2 separate regions of the Homo sapiens genome follow, and region 2 is linked to region 1. Evidence: chromatin contacts called from ENCODE Hi-C or POLR2A ChIA-PET data. All regions are on one chromosome and are shown on one strand. The core of a region is the stretch at or near the end of the contact, and the rest is flanking DNA. Distances in the headings are between cores, read along the strand shown.

Region 1 (3,225 bases), core at 183-2,682:
AAATCCTAAGTTTGGAAAAATAACTGAGTCATCAGAACTTGATGTCACTGAGGAGTGAAATCAGTGGGAACCTGCCAAGTTTCAGGCAGGATTCAGTTTATTTCAAACATTGTGTTTCCTGTTTTATATTAGATACAATTAGGTTCCTGAAGAAGAATCAAAAGAAGACTCTCACCCCTCAAATACCTTGCCATCTTGTAGAAAAATAAGATCTGCACATAGACAGATATTGAAGAAAACACTCTAAGGTTCTGTGACCCGCTACCCCCAGACTGCCTATTGTTGCTGAAGGAATTTGCAATCAGAATGAGGCCAATCCACACGTGGGTTCCCCTGACCCACAGGACTCATCTGGGGAAGAAGAAGCAGGTGGGAGAACAGTGGGGGCAGAGGAGAGGTTGGCAGGTGAGAGGAGGCAGCAGGTGGTGAATGAGCTGTTTTCCAGATAATATGATCACAGGAGTATTTATAGGGTGGTCAGTTTCAGGCATGATGGACTCAGGCCATAATCTTGGGTTACTTAATTGTAAATTGCAAAGAAGAAGGTCATGGCTGTGGAGTGTTGATCTAAACAAAGACTGATGAATCCACAATGGAAAGTTTGTTTGTGGGTTTTGGATCACCTTGAACGTCTTCCGTAGCTTGTAGTTAGTGAAGAGTCCTGACTGAAGGTGGGGGAGTCGTGACTTTCATCAGAACCTTACTGAAGCCCTAGTTCATCTAGATGAATTAAGGAGTCATGGGAACTCAGCAGATGAACCCTGGGAGCATTCGAGCAGGTCCTTAGGAAAGCAATTTACTGATTGAACTCACCTTGTCCCCACCCCAACTGAATACCAAATAATCAAGAAGAATCCTGGATTCTTTGCCTAAGGAATTATAAATTGGAATCAGTTGACCTTGGGGATAGCAAGGTTAGGGTCAGAGATTTCCAGCTTTGGCTGTTGCTTCTCAGCCATTTGGCAGAGAGAGATCTTTACTGTCAGGGACTGCTTTAGGCTTTATTTGCAGACAAATTGTTGTGACCTACTCTGGTCTTGTCTGAACACGTAGACCAGGCCCAAGCTCCCACTGCCTGTTTGCACCATCTCCCTAATCCACAGCTGCACAGTCGGAAGGAGATGCCAAAATCCAGACACAATAAAGCATCCAAATAACAGGTCTTTCCTCTTTTGCCTGTTTGTTTTTTATCTCTCTATAATATATAAATAATTGGCTTATTCTATTTACTGCACAAAGAAAAAATGAAACATCTGAATTTTTCGTAGCAGTGGAAAGTAGTTCCAGAGTGTGAAAAAATACAGCTATCGGAAATTTCAGCTACTGCCTTTGGTATAATGGAAATTTATTACTCAACTCCTAACAATCTTGGCCCAAACCATGTGGTTGTGTGGGCAGGCAGTGGGCACCTTTCCTAAATAGCACACTGCCAGGGACACCTTTGCTCATATTTGAGACAGCCTGAATGAAGGGTATCTTTCTATCAAAGACTGTTTGATTATCTCAGAATTTTAGACATATCACAAAAGCTGTTGAGACCTAGCCAGTGGATTTTACTTGTATGAGATATTGCATAGCTCCCAAAGGGAGGGTCAGAGCCCAATAATAAATAGCTCTTTGTAGCCATCCCCTCCCTAGCCCCAAACCATTGAGATCACAGGGTGAGCAACCAGTCAGTATTCACTCAAAGGCAGTGCTGCCCGGCAGTGTGGCAGATAATGACCAGATGTGAACTTGTCTCTCTACAGTGTGTGGCTGTGACCTGGCACAAGGGGGCTTCTTCATAAAGAACGGAGAGTATCTCTGCACCCTGGACTACCAGCGGATGTACGGGACACGCTGCCATGGCTGTGGGGAGTTCGTGGAGGGCGAAGTGGTGACTGCTCTGGGCAAGACCTACCATCCCAATTGCTTTGCTTGTACTATCTGCAAGTAAGTGAGCCTATCTTTCCAAAGCCTACACCTTCCTCCAACAGAGAAATGCTGGTTTGGGCTGTTAAAGGTTGGATTATACACCTTTTGTCTTGAGTAGCACATACTCTTATCCTTAGATTTCTTTCTTACTGTACTATCAGTCCTAGTAAAAAAAGTAGATTAGTTGGAAACTGTATGTGTGATGTCCTCTACAAAGTAATATGACTGATTTTTAGTAGATTGAAACTAATTCTGAAAGCAGCTCTGGGTCTCAAAACATTTTGGAGCAATAAAAACATCAGGGGGAAATGGCATAACTGCTTAGAAGGATAAAGCTTATTTGGAAGTATAAATTCCTAGGCATGTGTGTGTGTTTAAAATGGTCTCTTTCATCTATAATAGGCGGTGGCAAACTGTGTCCCATGGGCTGAATTAGGCCTGATACCTGTTTTTGTGGATAAAGTTCTATTGGAACACAGCCACTCCCACTTGTGTGTGGCCTATAGCTGCTTCCACGCTGCAACAACAGAGTTGAGTCATTGCGACAGAGACCATATGGTCCGCAAAGTCTTAAAAAATTTACAATCTCATCTTTGGGGGGAAATATTTGCCAACCCTGTTCTCTATGTATCTGTCATCTACCAAGGTTGTATCTTAACTGTGCAAACCAGCTTGATTAAAATGATCAGTCAGGCTGGGCGTGGTGGCTCACCCTTATAATCCCAGCACTTTGGGAGGCCGAGGCAGGTACATCACCTGAGCTCAAGAGTTTGAGACCAGCCTGGCCAACATGGTGAAACCCTGTCTCTACTAAAAATACAAAAAAATTAGCCAGGCGAGGTGGCAGGTGCCTGTAATCTCAGCTGCTTGGGAGGCTGAGGCAGGAGAATGGCTTGAACCCGGGAGGCGGAGGTTGCAGTGAGCCGAGATCGTGCCACTGCACTCCAATCTGGGTGACACAGCAAGACTCCATCTCAAAAAAAATAAAATAAAATAAATAATAAAATGATCAGTCAGAGAACAAGAAAACTATGTGAAGTGTGAGTGGGAAAATGTGGGGCTTTTTGTGGTTTTTGTGTTTTGAGGTCTGCATGTTATAAAACTTAAGATAGGTTTGATTCCTGTAACTAGGAGACTCACCACCAAGGGTCAGCTGCTTTATTGATCAATTCTAATTTGGCAATTTTGCAATCCAGTGCCTTTTCAAGTGGAGATCTATTTGCTATGCCTTTCTAAAAACCCCAATTCAGAGGAGACGTGTTGTCTGTTTTTCAGCATTGTATGTTTCTAAGCCAGAGAGATGTAAGCTCT
Region 2 (3,225 bases), core at 210-2,709, 48 kb before region 1:
CGGGTTGAAGTTTAATGCCTCACCCCTACCTGCCCTTGGATTTGTCTTAACTTCAAAAGCCCCAGTCTTTTAAAGGGGACACCACCAACAAGGTCATTTCCTAAGTAAGGTCTAAAGGGAAGTGATAGATTAAAGGAGACACTACAAGGCTACAAGTTTCAAAATAAATTGTTCTTGATCAGTGACATTCACACTACTCAACTGTGAATTTCCCATCTTTGTGGGGAGGGGTGCTCCAGTTTTTGTCATCATATTCTGCTTGAGAGAAAGCAACCCAAGTGTGAATTGCTTGTACTATTTTATAAATGAAAGTGTTACTCTTACCAGGAAGTGTGGCTCTGCTTCACTCCAGAAGTACTGTCTGAATAATGGGATTTCCAAAGCTAAAGGAAAGGATTTCACATGTTTAAAAAAAAAAAAAATCTTAACAAATCTCCTGCCCTCTAACACCAACTAATTGATGTCTAAAAAATGTTTATCCAGAGAGAAAAAGATGTCATTTCTACGATATAAATAAATATGAGAGAAGGAATACATTGACTTGAATGTGTTCAAGGCTCTTGAGGGCAATTTTTGATGACAGGAATGAAGTCAAGAATATGTAGACAGTGGGCATCTGAAATGGAGGTTGGGCCTCATCTACTGTTAGCTACTGTCAGACTTTGGAGGTGGTATTGCTTCTTGCCTTTCCCATGCCAGGCCAAATGACCAGGAAGGATGAACAACTTGTGTTGCATCACAGAGAGTTTCTTTTAAAGAACGACAAATTGACTTTTCCAAATTCCTGCAGAAGATGTACTGCAAGAGACTCACCCCACCAAGAAGCATATCTTGGCATTTGATTCATTTTGAGGAGGTGGCCCTCTTTGCCATCGCATTCACAGCCCTAGGGGTCAAGAAAGAGGATCCTGGTATTGTTGGCTTCTCCTATGCCAAAGTCAAAGTGCTGAGTGTTTTCCTGAGCCAGCATTAAAGAGCCAGAGAACTTTTCAGAAGGTTCAGTGATCAGTGAGTGGTGCAGGATTTCTTCCCATTGTGGTTGAGTTTGATCTGGGTGCACCACAGTAAAAACCAGCCCAGCTTCCTATTTCATTGTGTGTTTGTCTGATGGTGACTCATACCGAGAGGTATGTTTATCCCAAACTGGCAGGAGCTGTGTATTCAAGGGCAAATTTTGTTAACAGTGGGGAGAGCGAAAATTTGTTATGCATGACCTCTTTTCTCTGAAACATTGTATTTGTGCTCAGACTGACATAATTAATGTTATTATGGTCCAGTGTCCCCTGGGGGTGGAACAGGGGTGAGTTTGTGTGTCCCTGTTGCAATCAAACAGGCTGGCTTGTTTGAATACTTGCATTTAACTATGAAGATCCTGGCTTTTTTAATACTTCTAAGGAAATTACTGTCTAGGACAGTGCTTCTCAAATTTCAACTGGGATCAGAATCATCTGGAAGGCTTGTGAAAACACAGATTTCTGGGCCCTGCCCTCAGAGTTTCTGATTCAGTAGGTCTGGGAGAAGGCCTGAGATTTTGCATTTCTAACACTTCCCAGATAATGTTGATGTTCTTGATTCAGGGACCACATTTTGACACTGTGCAGGTAATCTGTCGTTTCTGTGGGTAAAATGACCAGCCCTACAGGTGGGTAAGTCAAAATTTTTATAGAAGTAGCTTCTTCATTCCCTTTTGCAAATATCATCTGGCTCACCATGCACAGATGGCAAAAAGAAGGTAAAGAACATCACTGTCACTCTGGCTCTCCAGCAGGATGAAACAAAGCCATGTTTCATAATGAAGCAGACCTGTGAGATCCCAGTGGCCAAGAAACTGCTGTCAGTATATGATACTGGGAGCAAAGGTTGGCAGGAAGTTTAAGTTACTTTTTCATGGGGGCGAGTTGGGGCTCAGCGTGACTTGGAGAAGGCAACATTAATTCAGAATGAAGGCACAGGTGTGCATATTCTGCAGGCATCACTCCTATGTTTCCAAGACTTAGATGAGCATGTTTACCTGGAATCATAGAGCTATTTGGAATTTTTGGGTAAAAGTTCATTAACAATACAAAAATTAGCCAGGCATGGTGATGCATGCCTGTAGTCTCAGCTACTCAGGAAGCTGAGGTGGGAGGATGGCTTGAGCCTAGGAGGCAGAGGTTGCAGTGAGCTGAGATCGCCATGCACTCCAGCCTGAGCAATAGAGCCAGACCTTGTCTCAGAAAACAAACGAAAAAAAGGGAAAAGAGTTAATCAGCTATCTTGGCTCACAAAGGCTACCACTCCCTCTTTAATCTTTGAGGAATTGAAATATGTTGTTTAGGCTTGGAGTGTTTCATTTACTACCACTGTACAATATTTACTGTTCATTTGGTGGAAGTAGATCATCATAAAGGCCTTTATCCTCCTTGTCTTTATGCTGAGCAGGTGAGGAGAAGGAAGAAGAGGAGGGTTTGGTCTTGCTGTCTCAGGGGTGGCAGAGGTAGAAGAAAATCTGTGTGCAAGGGGATCTGTGCAGTTCAAACCCGTGTTGTTCAAGAGTCAACTGCATTCTGTCTATGTTCTAGTAGTCTGTATTTTTTCTTCTGTTTATTTCTGTTGTTCTCTATTTGAAACATGAGAAGGGAAAAGTTTAAGAAGAATTAAGAAAAGTGGGTCAGGCACAGTGGCTTATACCTATAATACCAGCAATTTGGGAGGCTAAAGCAGGCAGATCACTTGAGCTCGGAAGTGTGAGACCCTGTCTCTCCAAAAAACAAAATTCCCCCCATCCCCCGACAAAAATTTAGCCATGCATGGTGGTGTGTGCCTGTAGTCCCAGCTACTTAAGAGGCTGCAGTGGTGGGAGGATCATCTGAGCCTGGAGGTCGAGGATGCGATGAGCCATGAACGTGCCATTGCACTCCAGCCCGGGCAATAGAGTGAGACCCTGTCTCAAAAAAAAAAAAAAAAAGAAAAAGAAAAGTGGATGATAGGAAAAGGTGGCAAGGTTGTTCCTCATTGGAGTATCTGATGGGGAATGGGAGAGAAGGCTGAGTACTCCCTTCCTGGAAAAATGATAGGGGCTATGGGTGCCTGGGTCCATGGACCATCTCATAGTGACACATGAGCTAGGTGGGTGTCTACTGGACTGCTGCCATGTGCCACTTGAGGGACACCTTCTGAATGGCCATCAAGGAGCAGTTTTAGGACTGATGGGGATTGGAGTCCGCAGGACGAGAGCCCAGTTAT

Evidence for each region. Hi-C counts contacts between places; a loop is a spot of excess contacts on that map. ChIA-PET counts read pairs that join two places held with the same protein, here RNA polymerase II (POLR2A). Pooled maps may share reads with other maps.
Region 2: a map of mammary epithelial cell shows a loop between it and region 1 (4-fold over the local background). The contact joins two enhancer-like sites. A Hi-C loop is called at or near these places in 11 of 168 maps with a recorded cell type or tissue (Calu3, aorta, ascending aorta and 7 more), 3 of 37 single-sample maps with no recorded cell type and 5 of 50 pooled maps. POLR2A ChIA-PET finds 5 or more read pairs at or near these places in 4 of 52 experiments (MCF 10A, Panc1, activated CD4-positive, alpha-beta T cell and 1 more).

The regions. Positions count from the first base shown.
Region 1 is chr10:114,574,123-114,577,347 of GRCh38, reverse strand. ABLIM1 (actin binding LIM protein 1) reads left to right here. Exons shown (of 23, transcript NM_002313.7): 3 at 1,749-1,932. Among named protein-coding and RNA genes, the nearest start is that of ABLIM1, 83 kb to the left of the region's middle. Within about 2 kb of position 1,432, at least 5 of the 41 ENCODE cell types and tissues checked have a DNase peak (open chromatin) inside an H3K27ac peak, as active enhancers do; they include gastrocnemius medialis, where a contact is called at or near this core.
Region 2 is chr10:114,621,970-114,625,194 of GRCh38, reverse strand. The region is part of intron 1 of ABLIM1 (actin binding LIM protein 1); the gene reads left to right. Among named protein-coding and RNA genes, the nearest start is that of ABLIM1, 35 kb to the left of the region's middle. Within about 2 kb of position 1,459, at least 12 of the 41 ENCODE cell types and tissues checked have a DNase peak (open chromatin) inside an H3K27ac peak, as active enhancers do; they include gastrocnemius medialis, where a contact is called at or near this core.